2 separate regions of the Homo sapiens genome follow, and region 2 is linked to region 1. Evidence: chromatin contacts called from ENCODE Hi-C or POLR2A ChIA-PET data. All regions are on one chromosome and are shown on one strand. The core of a region is the stretch at or near the end of the contact, and the rest is flanking DNA. Distances in the headings are between cores, read along the strand shown. Region 1 overlaps TBC1D22A (TBC1 domain family member 22A). Region 2 overlaps TBC1D22A (TBC1 domain family member 22A).

Region 1 (7,415 bases), core at 4,458-6,957:
CAGTCACAGACACCACCGAGGCAGGAACATCCAAGCTCCATGGCCAGCCCAGTGACTGACTCTCGGCAGCCAGCCGCCTTCATTTGGAGAGCAAGTCCCCTGGGAGGCTCTCCGGGAGGCAGCATACAGTTGTGTGTGCTGGCCGGTGGGAACCAAGCACTCTGGGCACCGTCCTACCAGGAGTGGCCGCTGTGCACCAGAGAGGCTGGGCCCTTCTCCCTACAGGTAAGTGGCCAGGCCAGTGGGTGCCTGCTGCCTGCCCAGCCAGCACTGCTCTCTGCACAGATGGAGAGCCTACTGTGGAGGACAGCAGGAGGCTGGCCAGGAGACCGCAGTCTAGGCCCCATTCATTCCATCTTACTTGGTGACACAGCAAGTCATGGCCCCTCTTATCGCCTCCACATTCCCCTGTGCAAAGTGACGAGTGGGCCAGATGGGCCAGGAGGCCCCAGCCCCAGCAGCCTTGCATCAGCCGGGCGGAGGGGCAGGCCAGGTGCACCCTACTCACTTACAGACCATGGCTGGGAGAGGCAAGGCAGGCGTGTGTCTGAGATTGAGATGCCAATCACCGCCTCAATGCTCCCCGCAGGGCACAACCGAGCCCCACACTGACAAAAAGGCAGGAGCTAAGTTAGCAGAAGGAGCGTCTTGTCCCATCCACCTGCGAACACCCGGGCTGGGTTCCATCTGCTGGGCCAGGATCTGTTGGCAGCTCTTGGCCTCGGTATGGCCCTCACCTGTCTGGTCTCTCCTGGGGCCGAGATGAAGCGGGGCGGCAGGAGGTCCCTGGCTCCTCCCAAGGCCCTCGGAAGGAATAGGGATGCTTGGAGCCTCTGCCAAGCACAGAGCTGGGGAACAACAGGCTGCCAGCTGCGCAGAGCACTGCCCTGGGGACCTAGGTCCGTCCCTTTATCTGAGAGACGAGAGCCTCGAGAAGGGAGAGCGGTGAAGTGTGGCTGACCCCAGCCAGCTGGTGCAGAGCCTGGTCTGCTTCCCACTGCTGGGGTCTTCCTTGCTGCACCCAGAGCCCTCTGCTGGGTGAACACTGGGCAGAAGGACTTCCCAGCCCGCACCTTGGGGAACAGTGGGTATCACCCCATGAAGGGGCCAACAGTCCACAGTGTGCCCGGGACGCCTCACAGAGGAACACGTGGGGTGGGTCAGGGGCTGGACACTAGTCCACAGGGAGTCCCACAGGTCAAGCACGGAGCCTAGCAGGGCGTGCCTCTGACGCGTGGCATGCGAGGAGGGCTCTCCTGCTAAGTCGCCAGGGACTAGCTTAGTGAGGCTGAACAATGTGCCCCCAGTCACAGAGCTTCCAGTGGCCTGGCTGGAAGGCACCCCAGGCTGTGTGATTTCTTGCCCAGCCCTGTCCCTAAAGCATCACAGTCCACGTGCTGTAAAGAGGGTTCCAGGGACCAGAGGTCACAAGCCGCACACTGCAGGGGTCGTGCTGCTGAGGGGCACGCTGCCCCAGGGAAGGTTCTGCAGGGAGCTTGTCACACAGCCACATCTAATAACTCATAACGTGGGCAGCGTTTCCACTGCTGTGACCACGTGACCACTGCCAGGCTCATCTCCTCAGCTGGACGAGCTTTCAACCAGCAGGAGGTCAGCGGCGAAATGCAGGCAGCGCTTCTCAAAACTCTTCCACAAATAACCCTGTGAACTAAAATGTAATAAACCTCTCTCCTAGTAGAAAATCAAACTTGGGTTCTTTTGAAAAGACATTTACTTACTTGAAAATCTTTTTCTTCTAGTATTTCCTTCCTCCATCTCACGAGAAAAGCAGCGCACACGTACAAGTGGAAATGAGAAAAGCCGTCCGGTTCAGACTAAAAGAGAAAAAATAACCAAGAGAGAAATTGTAACGCGTGACCCATTAACATCACTGCGAGGTTATCTGCGACAGTCAGGGTTTATCTAGTCAGGGTTCAGAGGAAACCAAAGCTTGTGTTGACTCACTTTTACTTAATGCCTTAATTTCAAAATCCTCATTCCATTAAAACAAACACCATTTTCTCTTTAAGTTCCAGCAGCCTGATAAACAGCATGTGAACAGCAGACCAAGCTTCAGACAGCCTCAGAAGCGGTTGTTCATTCTTCTCTCTTGCGCAGACAATAGCCAAAAAGGATAAGAGACAAATTCAACGTGTGCTGGTGCCATGCCAGACACAGAGTCTACTCCTCACAAAGGGCGCGTGAGGGAGGCCTCCTCCCACTCCACAGATGAGGAAACAAGGCTGAGCCCAGTCAAGCCGGAGATCAGGCACTGGGCCTGGGACCACAACCCGGTCCGGGTCTCCCTGGGAAATGAACAGGGAAATGATGCTACTCGGAAGCCACGGACGCGGAAGGACACGGCTCACGCCCCTCAAATCACCACCCATGTCTCTCCTCACTGTCATCAAACAAGGCTTCCCTGCTCCCCCTTCTTGAGATATCTACCCCTTACTCATCCCGGAAACCCAGGACCACTGTCAGCTCCCAGAGGCCCTCCCACACCGAGGCTCGGGGCTTGCACACCTTGGGGCTATGGTGTTAGTTCAAGCACGCACGGCCAACTGCAAAGACTGAGGGTTCCCCAAACTCCAGTTCTTGGGGTGCTACCTTCTCTGCCTTGCCCATGCAACATCTATAGGACTACTGTCAGTGGTTCATTAAGTAAACAAATCCAATGCACAGTGCATTAGATGGTGATGTGCTATGGAGAAAACAAGGCAAAGACTGGGACGAGGAACAGCAAGGGGGTTTGTGTGTGAAGAGAGGGATGCCACTTCAGTACAACGGTCAATCGCCTAAGGTGACAAATGAGCAAACATCCAAAGAGAAAAAAGGCGTTTATTATTATTATTTTCTTTATTGAGATGGAATTTCGCTCTGTTGCCCAGGCTGGAGGGTAGTAGTGTGATCTTGGCTCACTGCAACCTCCACCTCCTGGTTTCAAGCAATGTTCCTGTCTCAGTCTCCCGAGTAGCTGGGATTACAGACGTGCGCCACCACACCTGGCTAATTTTGTATTTTTAGTAGAGACGGGGTTTCACCATGTTGGCCAGGCTGGTCTCGAACTCCTGACCTCCGGTGATCCACTCGCCTCAGCCTCCCGAAGTGCTGGGATTACAAGTGTGAGCCACCGTGCCTGGCCAGAAAAGGCATTTAGACACATGGCAGAGAAATATTCCAGGTAAAAGCAGCAGGAAACACAGAGACCCTGTGGTTAGAAGCTGCTTGGAATGTTCCAAAAGCGAGGAGACCAGCACAGCTACCGCAGAACGAGGCGAGCAGAGGCAAGCAATGGCAGGAACATCTGGGGTACAGATCCTCGGGGCTCTGAGCAGGGAAAAATGCAGGCTTCAAAAGCATCCCTCCGACTGTCACTCTGAGAATGGATGGCACATGGCAGGGTGGGGAGAGGTGGAACCAGGAGAACCAGGAGGCAGGTTAGGGGACCACGGTCATCAGAAATTCAAGAGGGGCTAGTGACTTGGGCCAAGACGGAGCAGGCAAGCTTGTGGGAAGACACATTCGAGATGTATTTTGAAGGTTGTGCAGAAAAAACACACCAACGCGTATGACAGATCTGGGGTAGGAGAGAAAGGAACCAAGAGCCACTCTGACACTATGGGCCTCAACAACTGGAAGGGCGAAGTTGCCAGTTCCTAAGATGGGGAAAGGTTTATGGAAAAGGCTGTAGGAGACTGTTTTGGTGGGAAGGCCATGAGTTATTCTTTGGAACTGCCAAGTTTAAGACACTTGGGGATCCTGGTGGAGATGTCAGGGAGGCACCTGGACAAGCCCAGAGAGTGGCTAGTGATTCGGGCCAGAAATAAACACCAAGGACTGAACGACCCACAGGAATGACCAGCGAGCTGGGGCCAGACCACAGAACATGAAGAGGGTGCATATTCTAAGAGTTCCTGGATACAGTGCCCTGCATACATCCACTAAATAAAGTTCATCAACAGCGTTGTTCGAGTTTCCTATAAATCCTGACTGGTTTTTTTTGTCTGCTTATAATCTATCAATAACTGACAGGTATGCTTCAAAACTCCCATTATGACAGTGAGTGTATGTCTTTCTCCTTATGGTTCTGCCAATCTTTGTTTTCTGTGTTTGGAAGCTATGTTATCAGGAGCATACAAATTCAAAATTGTTTTCTCTTCCTGGTGTACTAAACAGTACAAATACTTATGACCTCTAACCTCACGCAGGGCTTTTGCTCTGAAGTCTCTAGTCAGGAGGAAGGAGTCTAATATGACTAAAACTACCTATCAGTTTTTGTTCGGTAATGTATCTTAAACAGCTCTCCTGAGGTATAACTCTCATACGATAAACTTTATATATTTCAGGCCGGGTGCAGTGGCTCACGCCTGTAATTCCAGCACTTTGAAAGGCCGAAGCGGGCGGATCACAAGGTCAGGAGATCAAGACCATCCTGGCTAACACGGTGAAACCCCGACTCTACTAAAAATACAAAAAATTAGCTGGGCATGGTGGCGGGTGCCTGTAGTCCCAGCTACTCGGCAGGCTGAGGCAGGAGAATGGCATGAACCTGGGAGGCGGAGCTTGCAGTGAGCCGAGATCGAGCCACTGCACTCCAGCTTGGGTGACAGAGCAAGACTCCGTCTCAAAAAACAAAAAACAAAACAAAACATGTTTACATATTTCAAGTTTATAATTTGATAAGTTTTGATATACGCATATAGCTGTGAAAACACCATCACAACCGAGGTAGTGGACATATCTATGGCTCCAAAGGTTTCTTTGTGCCCATTTGTAAATCCTCCCTTTGAGCCCTCCCAGTCCCAGAATATCACTGACTTACTTGTGTCACTATACATTAGCTTACATTTCCAATATTTTCAAATAAAGGGAATCATATAATACACATTTGGTTTTGGTCTGGCTTTTCCACACAGGGTGATTACCTTAGATTCATCCATGACACTGCACGGACGAATAGATCATTTCTATACATGCTGAGCAGCACCCACTGCTTGGATATACCACAGTTTGTTTATCCATTCATCTGTTGATGGACTGAATTGTTTCTAGCTTGGGGCTACTATGCAGAGAGATGCCATGAACATTTGTGTACTCATCTTTGAATGGACATAGGCTTTCATTTTGCTTGGATAAATACTTAGGAATAGAACAGCTGGATCATATGGTAGGAGTATATTTACCTTTTGAAAAAACTGCCACTAGTTTTGATATAAACCTTTTATCAAATACATGCTTTGCAAATGTTTTCTCCCCATGCCTCCTCTTTTCGTCCTCTTAATAGTGACTTTTGAAGATCGTGGGTTTTAAATTTTGGTGAGGGTCAACCTAGTACTTTGTTCTTTTACAGATCATGCTGTTGGTGTCTTATCTAAAAAATCATTGCCTAACTCAAGGGCATAAAGGTTTTCTTCTAGAAGGTTTATAAAGTTTTACTTTAGATCTATAATCCATTTTGAGTTAATTTTTGTATATGGTAAAAAGTATGGAAGTTCATTTGTATGCACATGGATATCCAATTGTTCCAGCAATTTGCTGAAAGACTAAACTTCAGCTAGTGCTAGTCCTCACTTGTGTCTTCTTCTTTTTCAAGGCTGCTCTGGCTATTCCATATCTTCTGCATTTCTGTGTAAGTTTTAGAACCTGTTTTGTCAATTTTTACAGAAAAGCTTGCTGGGATTTCTGACTCATGACCATAGCATAGCTCTTAATCAGTCTTCTGACTCATGACCATGATATAGCTCTTCGTTTAATCAGATCTTCTTTCTCTTCACCAGTGTTTTATAGTTTTCTCACTACAGGTCTATTATATCTGTTTTTAGATTTTCCCTAACAGGTTCATATTTTTGATGATATTGAAAATAGGGTCCTAAAAACCTCGATTTCTGCTTGTTGGTAGTTGTTGGGTTCCCCTCTATTCTTTATTTCCTTATATTTCTCTCATAACTAGCACAGCACTGGGTTTTTAAACTCCAGCCATGCTTTCTAACCAAAGATCTTGGTCCCTGCTGGCTGTGACTCCTGATACATTCAGGTTAATTCACATGCTCTCATTTCGAGGTTTCCAACTGTTCTACTTTTTCTAGCATTTGTCTTTCTGGCCTACATGTGGACTAATCTACTTCCCTCTACATTCTAATGCCCTAACCCCAATGAATCTGGAAGTTAATGAATTGTTTCTATTATTTTAATAGCCCCTCTACAAATTTTAACATGTATATTTAACTTAATGATCTAAAATGAATTGTTATCTTTATCCTCCTCCCAAACAGTACAAAAAATTAAGAATATTTTAATTCTAGTCATACCAGCACCACACACTGACCTAATCTTCCCTAGCTATGTACTCATGGTTTCCAGAATTTCAGTTCCATTGTGACTTTTGTTTTTTGTTTTGTTGTGTTTTTTGAGATGGAGTCTCGCTCTGTCGCCAGACTGGAGTGCAGGGGCATGATCTCGGCTCACTGAAACCTCCTCCCAGGTTGTAGAGACGAGGTTTCAACATGTTGGCCAGGATGGTCTCGATCTCTTAACCCTGTGATCCACCCACCTCAGCCTCCGAAAGTTATAAATGGAGATCTTCTTCTTGTTCTTTCATATATGTTTGTTTAGAGTTATTCATGACTTTACCCTTTTTTTTTCCTCATTATTTCTTCTTGCACCTAGACCTTTCTTTGGAAATTATTATCCTTCTTTAAATTCAACCTTTAGAAGCTCCTTTAATGAGAGGGTTTTAGGGTCTTTTGGTTGTAAACCCTCTCAGAGTTCATTTGTCTAAAAATGTCTTTATTCTCATTCTTGAAAGATAGTTTGCTGGATATATTGTTCTAAGTTGGTTATTATTTTAAAAGATGATACTCTATCATCTTCTAGCCTCCGCTATTGAATGCTATCAATCTATTTGTCATTCCTTCATAAGCAATCTAACTTTCCTCTCTGGCTGCTTGTGAATAACTTCTTTGTCTTGGATGTTTTGCGGTTTCCTTGTGATATTTATTCTGCTAGAGATATTGGTCTTTCTGAATCTGGGGAATAAGTAGTTTTCATCAGTTTTGGAAATGGTCATCCATTATCTCCTATCAAACATCCATTTGCACCCATTCTCTTTATTTTCTCACAACTCAGATCATATAGAGTTGGGGTCTTTTCATTCTATCCTCCATTTCCTTTAGCCTCTCTTTTTATATCTTCCATCTCTTTGTCTTTCTGGGACAAGTACTTTCCTCAAATATCTCTTCTAGTTCATTAATAATCTCTTCAACTTTGTCACAATTTGTTTCACTTATCTATTACATTTGAACCTTGGTTATTTCTTCAATTCTGCCTTGTAAATTGATAGTTACTCCTCCTTCTTCCATTCAATACCTTTCTTTGTATTATTTAAAATGTATAAGCTTATTTTTATAGCATGT
Region 2 (7,194 bases), core at 3,201-5,700, 47 kb before region 1:
GTGTGTGTATATATGGTGAGGTGTTATCTGTGTGTATACATGGTGTGTGTTGTGTGTGGTGTCTGTGTATACATGGTGTGTGTGTATACATGGTGTGTGTGTGTGTATATATGGTGAGGTGTTATCTGTGTGCATACATGGTGTGTGTTGTGTGTGGTGTCTGTGTATACATGGTGTGTGTGTGTGTACATGGTGAGTGCATGTGATGTGTATTTATGTGGTAACTGTGGTGTGTGTGTGTGTGGCCTGGGGAGGGGACCTGCGCCTGCCTTGCCTCCTTTCTGGACGCAGGTCCTGCCCTGGCTGGTGGCTGCGGGACCCTGTGCAGGTGCCTCTGGCTGAGGCAGGATGGTGACACCAATGATGCTATCTTCCTGAGATGTGAGGCTCCGCTGCCCTGTCCCTTCCACAGGACGGGCCACCTGGCCGAAGAAACCAGAGCTGTGTGGTGTGTCCTCTGCAGGGGGTCCTGAGCAGGACGCAGCAGAGGCCCCATGCTGGGTCTGGCAGTTGGGCTCCCGGCCCTCCTCCCACACACAGGACTGGGAGGGCGGGCACAGCCTGCCCACGGGGCTGTGCAGAGGGTGGGCCGTGATCCATGTGTGAAGAACCTGTCGGGGCTGGGTATCCCAGGGCTTTTCAGATTGGGGGGGGAACTGCCCCCTACCCAGGACTGCTGCCTCTCTCCGCCCTCAGTGCCTCTCCTCTCCCCTTTCTTCTTTTTTTGTGTTCCTAAGAAGAAGTGCTCCACTCTCATCCAAGACGAATGACAGTGCTAAAGAACCCTCCTTTACAAACTCCTCTACCTGGGACTTTCTTAAGCACTTTATTGTTGCAGCTCTCAATGTGCTTAAGCGTCTGGGTCACGTAGAGCTGATCCTGCTAAGTTTCTAGTATGTCAACTGCAGAAGCATGCAAACGCTGAGTGCTGGTCGAGGCCATACTGGACCCCAGGTCAGGGAGGGGCTGGGTGCAGAACCCACACGAGCCAGAGCCTCAGCCTGACTCCTGGAGCTGCGGCGTCCTGGAAGGCCGTGGTGCTGGGTGAGACGCGCCCTCACAGATGCAGGGGTGGGGGTGCAAGGATGGCCGTAGGGGAAGCCCAGGCACGCCTGCCGGCTGGAGGGTGACGGGCAGCACAGGGAAGACCCAGTTAAGAGCCACGACGCCCATCCAGCCACCGAGCACCTGCCTGGAGTCCCCCAGTTACCCCTGCCTCACACCCAGCATGGCAGGGGTAACTGGCATCTCAGTAAAGAAAGAATGAGGGCTTGGGGGGTGGGTGACTTGTATAGATGCCCCCAACTCACAGCTGGGCCTCCAGACAGATCCCCACTGTCCTGGGCCACCATCTGGGCACCGGCCCTACCCAGCCCTTGGGAAGAGAAGGTGAGGCTGGGAGCTGAGCCACACCGCCTCACCAGCAGACTCGGAGCGAGGGTCAGCGAGCTGTGGAACCAGAACCGGAAAGGGCAACTGCACGGCCACACGGAGCTCACGACGGCACGCTCTGAAGCGAGGAGCCATGGGACGCACGTGTGGGAAGGGCCACCACAGCGCACCCGCCGTCCTGCGAGGCCAGGTGCAGAATGGGTAGGCAAGGTGGGAGAACCACATCCTGGCCCGTGCAGCGGCAAGGACACCTACAGCAGACCCCAGCCACAGCTTCAGTTCATCTAGACGGACACGTGCACACACCACAAACACACAAGTTCCAAGCCGCCAAATAATGAGAGATAACGTGTGCGGTGTCAGAGTCTGCAGTCACGAACTTGAATCACGAACACCAAAAAGAGATCGGGAAAGCGGCTGAGAGGTGCAGGATAGTGCAGCTCTGTCCCACAGGGCTTCACATGCCCGGAGTGGTTTCTCTCTCCAGGTGGGAGGAGCCGCGGACTACAGCACGTGTGCCACGGTGACTCTGCATGCTGCTCTCCCAGATGCTGAAATAATTCCTACGTGAAAAGAGCCAACACAGGAGCACTGCAAGGAGACGAATCACCCCCACAGGAGGCGCCTTGCACCCCCAGATGGCCACTCTGCATCCTGCATCACCTGCACACCGGGGGCACCCAGTGCCTGGCCACTGCCCCTCCATAGGGCCCAGTGCTGACATCTGTCCCTCTGGATGGGAATGGTACCAGGTGCAACCCACACTGATGCACAAGCAGCCCGGTGCCTTGGAAGCCTCCAAGGTTCATGGGACTGAAGACCATGGGGCTGTGGCCAGGACGACAGAAGGAGACGGCAAATGGGTGCAGCATGCAGACCCTGCTGAGCATCGGGTGGTCGGCGCGGGCAGCAGTGGCTCCCGGGTAGCAGCTGAGGGGCCGGAGAAGGGGAGGGCTGCCGGATGGCTACGCAGGCAAGTGCACTTACACGGATCCATCAGGTGACAGTGTGACCCAGCCCGGGGAGGGAGACTGTGCTGTGAGGGTAGAGAGGGACACCCCCAGGAGTGGACAGGAGAAGGGTGCAGGGAGGGGAGTTCTGACAGCCTCAGGCCCACCCTCACCTCCCCAGCCTGCCCCAGGTCCCTCTTCTGGTCGCCTCTGTGAGGCTGCCCATCCTGGTGTTCACTCCGGCCAGCCTCAAGCTAGGCATCGATCTAACAACTGTGAGGTGTCCTCCACACCCACCATGTCCGAGGGAGGAGACGGCCGCTCAAGAAGCCTAGCGACAGCTCAGGGTCAAGCAGCCGGCCCGTGGCAGGGCTGCCGCCTCCCCCATCAGCAGGGCTGCCCTCTCGAGCCACTGGACCTGACTACCATACAACCCTGTCTCTCGGAGAGGGTTACAGGGGCTGTCCCCACTAAATGTGTCCCTACTTGGCCCTGAAACTTAGAATGACATCTTCACGTGGAAGCCAGGAGCCTGAACTGCTGTCAGATAGTCCAGCCCCTGATTGGTCCCAGCCCAGACACTACCTGTCACCTTCCGCAGAGCCTGTGAAACCATGGGGTATGGGTTTTCTGTGGGCGGTCAACACTGACCAGCTTCTCCAAGAGATAAGAAGCCCTGCCTTCAGCCATCTGGGAGGACAGGAAACTCCACGTGGGGAGGGGGCTCACCAGCAGGGGGAGGGGCTGAGTGGGAGGCACTTGATGAACCCGGTGTCACACATAACACGACGCTGGGCACACACCACAGACGTAGGAGGGCCGTAGAGGTCCTGGTAGGAAAACTGCCTATGAAAAGTTCATCCTTATTTACCTTATTTTTAACCTTTCTATCACACTCAATGCCCTTTTAACTAGGAGATCAAAGAATACAGAATACCACCTGATACACAGAAGACAAGAAGGTAGCTCCGCACAGAAAGGTCAGGCTGCGCCCGTCCGCACCACCGCCCCTGAGGGTGGGCACTCGGGTGGGGGTCTGCGCTGGCGCCAGCCCATCCTCTGTCTTGTGAGCACAGGAGACCGTGGGAGAACGGCCGTGGTGTCTGGGAAGAGGGGCTTCCTTTGCCCCTTTGCAGGCTGCTGTGATGTCAAGTGTTACGCGTCCTCGCCGGCCCTCATGCCTTTGAGTTCTGTCAGTGACGATGCAACCATCTGCCCAACATGGTCACTGGTCCACAGTGGCCGGGCATCCCCAGGGCGGCTCCCACCTCCCTCCCTCTCTCCCACTCCCAGACCATCCTGGGAGCCCGGAGTGCAGGCTCTGATAGCCGATTTCTTTGACAATCCAGTTATTAGTTTGAAAATCTTGTGACGTTCTGGACCAAACCAGGGCTAAAAATAAAAAGACAGTGACAGCCAGCCGGGACAGGGTGGCAGCTGCCAGAGCTGGCCAGCCCGCCGGGAGGACAGCCCTGGGAAGGTGACACCTCAATACATCCGCCTTCCGAGGAGTCTCTCATGGCACAGCGATGTATACTGTCCTTGTAATTCATTTCATTTTTTTTTTTTCCAAAAAAGGAATTCTAAAGAGAAAAGCGCCTTTCAGTGCTGAAAACATGGGCTCGGCATGGAGCGTCCCCATCACGCTGCCCTTCCATTTCATCCCTAGGCACACGGCTGAGACTTCTGATCAACACACAGAGGACACTGCAAATCCTGGCGCAGCCCTTCGTCTTTTTCAGCCCGTGAAGACTTCCTGCCTTGCGGTGTTTGGGGCCAAGATGCTGTGGCCACGTCATCCCTGGAGATGCCGCTCAAGAAATGCCCAGCGGGCAGCAGGGAAGGACGCCCACTTCTAGAGGAGGCACCCTCAGTCAGGTGCTTATCTACAAGGCTCTTCCCACAGCGATCCCGAGTGAAAACGCCAGAGGACAAGGCCAGGTCTGCCAGGCTGCTTCTGCTCCTAAAGCAGAAATCACCAGGAGGGGGCCGCTGAGAGTGGGGAGGGGAAGAGCAGCCGTGTGGGCTGTGTTTCTGGCATCCCGGACCTTGGGCACATGTCCCAGAGCAGCCGCCATCACTCCCTGCCTAACAGAGCTGCCGTCTGAACTCGGACAGCTCCGGGCACATTGCCTGCTAAAGGCAACCGCTACCTGCTCCAGGGCAGGCTGACAGGACAGGCACTGCTGGGGTCCCCCAGCTTCCTGAGGGCTTCAGGGAGCCAGCCTGGCACGCTGTCGGGTTTGGGGCTGGGATGGACAGTGTCTGCACATTGCCAGCCCCATACTAGGTGATGTTTAAGGAAGGGGGAAAACTGCAGTCAAAGAGTCGTAATTTCAAGCGGGGGGGCATTTCCAGGCCATGACAGTGTCCCGCGCGTGACAAGTAAAGGCTGCAGCTACGGTCAGTCAGAGATGAAACCAAGCCAAACGTCACGACACAGAGCTCAGAGGGTGAGCAGGTCACTCATGGCTCAGACTCACTCAGCGCGTGGCAGGGCCATACCAGGACACTAGGAACAGCTCTCAAAAGCGCAGAGTGTGAGGAGGTGGGCTGGAGGGGAGGGTGACAGGGGCACACAGGACCGCCCTGCTCCGGGGACATGTCTGTTCCTCAACAGCAGGAAGGAGAAGTCATGGCCTGGAGACAGTGCTGGAGGCCCAGGAGGTCCCGGAGCTCCCCTGCTCCCGCCAGCCACGCGCCCTCTTCCTGGCCCTCCTCATCCACTCGCAGTCACAGCTACTCACATCTCCTCCTACTCTCTCACAGCCACTCACACCTCCTCCTACTCTCTGCCCACCCTCCCATGCCCAAGAGTGACTTCTGCGGACCTTCAGAGCCACAGGCCAGTCCAGTGTCCCCGGACCTCCCACAGGCTCTGTCCACTCCCCGCCTCCACACGGGACTCATCGTCACCCCTGTCAAGCTGCCTTTGCCCTTGTGGGTCTTTACCTTGATCTCTGGCGACAGCACTCGGCCAGTCACCCAATAAACAAATGCAGACATCGTCCCCAGTTTCTTCTCCTTCTTCTCTGACCTTGCCCTGTGCCCCCTCCCCCAGCCATTGCAATCTGTCACCACACCCTGCGGGTTCTAGGCACACCTCCTAGGCATCCTGCAAACGCACCTGCTTCCCGGCTCACTCCTGGGTGGTATCTCTCATCTTTCGCTTGCACGACGGCCACAGCTCCTCCCTTTTCCCTTGCCCGTCCACCTGCATGGCCGCCTCCTTACCTCTTTCCCCCTCGAACCCACCTCCCCCAGGCAGACCGGGCCCCCTTCTCTCACGCCTTTCTGCCTGCAGCCTCTCCTGGCCCCTGGGTCACCGCCCATGCTGTTTCCTCTGCTTGGAGCACCATGGCAGGGGCTGCCAAGTACCACTCAACAGCCATTCAGCCACCCTCCCCGTCTTTAGGAACAGAACTTTAATTTTCTTCATGAAAGGAGGCACAAGCCCTGCTAAAATACTGCATTTCCCGGGCTCCCTTGAAGTCAGATATGACCACATGACTCAGTTCATGAACGTGAGCTGCATTTGGAAGCAGTGGGTGGAATTCAGGAGAAGCTTATAGAGGAAGCTGTCTTGGCAGGGAAAGGTGCCTTTTATCCTCCTGCTGCCAGGCTGGACTATGGATGCAATGGCTGGAGTTTCAGCAGCCATCTCAGGCCACGAGGTGCCTCTGAGAATGGAAGCCACAGACAGCAGAGAAGACAGAAAGGAAACTGTGTTTCTGAAAGCACCGAGGCTGCTGTTCCAGCCTGGAACTGCCTGCCTCGGACCTCCTTTAATATCAGAATGAAATCGGCTGTGATTTTTTTTTTCCTTTTCTTGTCCTATTCAGTCAATCCTCGTTCCAATTAGCCCGAGTGCTTTTCTCCCACAGCTAACGCTCTCAGGGGGTCTCCCTTCCAGCAAGCTTCCCGTGACCCACCCTGGCATCCTGCGTCTCCCCCGAAGGGTCACAGACATCTGGACCCCGTCCCTCCTCTGCTCTGCCGCCACGGCCGATGCTTTCTCTCTCAGAGGCCCCGTGCCCGGGCCTGTAAAATGGGAAAACGCCACCTTTCTCATCACGAGAGTTAAATGAGATGACAAATATAAATGGGCCAAGCACACTCAGTAAATACTAGTTCCATCTCATAAGCAAGGAGAGCCACCAAGAGTGGCCCTAAGTGTGGCTTTGGGACTTAGAAGCGACAGAGAGCGCAACTGCGACAGCCTCGTCAGGACCAGCTACGTGGGGGGTTGTGGCCGGCCAGAAACTCTCTAGTGAATGTGCCTGTGGGCTGAGGGGTCACCATCCCATGGAAGCGGGGAGCAGCTGAGATGCCATGACCAGCCACCGACGCCCGCCAGCCACAAGCAGAGGAGGAACCCACTTCGGCCTGGGGACCCTGAGCTTGCGCTGATCTGACACGGTGCCCCCAGGGGCCAGGGGGGGAACCCCGTAGGAGGCTGCGGTGGTTTCTCACCCAGGGAAGAGGAATCCACTGCGCTGACCCAGTCTGGATTTTTGAACCCATTGTTTTGAACGCATGACTGAGAGATATAACCTTGTATTGGTCAACCCAACCTGAGGACAAAAAGATCTGCTTCCCAACATTAGTAACAATTTATCTCAGAGCACTTAACCAGGAAGCAATAGGTCTTCAGAATAAAAAGAGAACCGTGGAGCCCTAGGACCGGGTTCTAGTCAGATACACGCAGGAGAGTGGGTGAGGTCCAGGCAGGCAGACAGCCCAGAGGAACCCTCACACGGGCTGCCACCAGCAGAGTAAGGCCCAGACCACGGCCGCACACGCTCCTATGCACACGGCCCTCTGCAGTGGGCCCTTCTATCTTCAGAAGCTG

What was found. Hi-C counts contacts between places; a loop is a spot of excess contacts on that map. ChIA-PET counts read pairs that join two places held with the same protein, here RNA polymerase II (POLR2A). Pooled maps may share reads with other maps.
Region 2: a map of endothelial cell of hepatic sinusoid shows a loop between it and region 1 (10-fold over the local background). The contact joins two enhancer-like sites. A Hi-C loop is called at or near these places in 4 of 168 maps with a recorded cell type or tissue (Caco-2, body of pancreas, endothelial cell of hepatic sinusoid and 1 more) and 2 of 50 pooled maps. POLR2A ChIA-PET finds 5 or more read pairs at or near these places in 1 of 52 experiments (activated CD8-positive, alpha-beta T cell).

The regions. Positions count from the first base shown.
Region 1 is chr22:47,105,928-47,113,342 of GRCh38, reverse strand. It overlaps TBC1D22A (TBC1 domain family member 22A), which reads right to left. Exons shown (of 13, transcript NM_014346.5): 12 at 1,740-1,835. Among named protein-coding and RNA genes, the nearest start is that of TBC1D22A-AS1, 190 kb to the right of the region's middle. Within about 2 kb of position 5,707, at least 2 of the 41 ENCODE cell types and tissues checked have a DNase peak (open chromatin) inside an H3K27ac peak, as active enhancers do.
Region 2 is chr22:47,151,932-47,159,125 of GRCh38, reverse strand. All of the region lies in intron 12 of TBC1D22A (TBC1 domain family member 22A), which reads right to left. Among named protein-coding and RNA genes, the nearest start is that of TBC1D22A-AS1, 240 kb to the right of the region's middle. RefSeq lists an enhancer at 3,368-4,567. Within about 2 kb of position 4,450, at least 10 of the 41 ENCODE cell types and tissues checked have a DNase peak (open chromatin) inside an H3K27ac peak, as active enhancers do.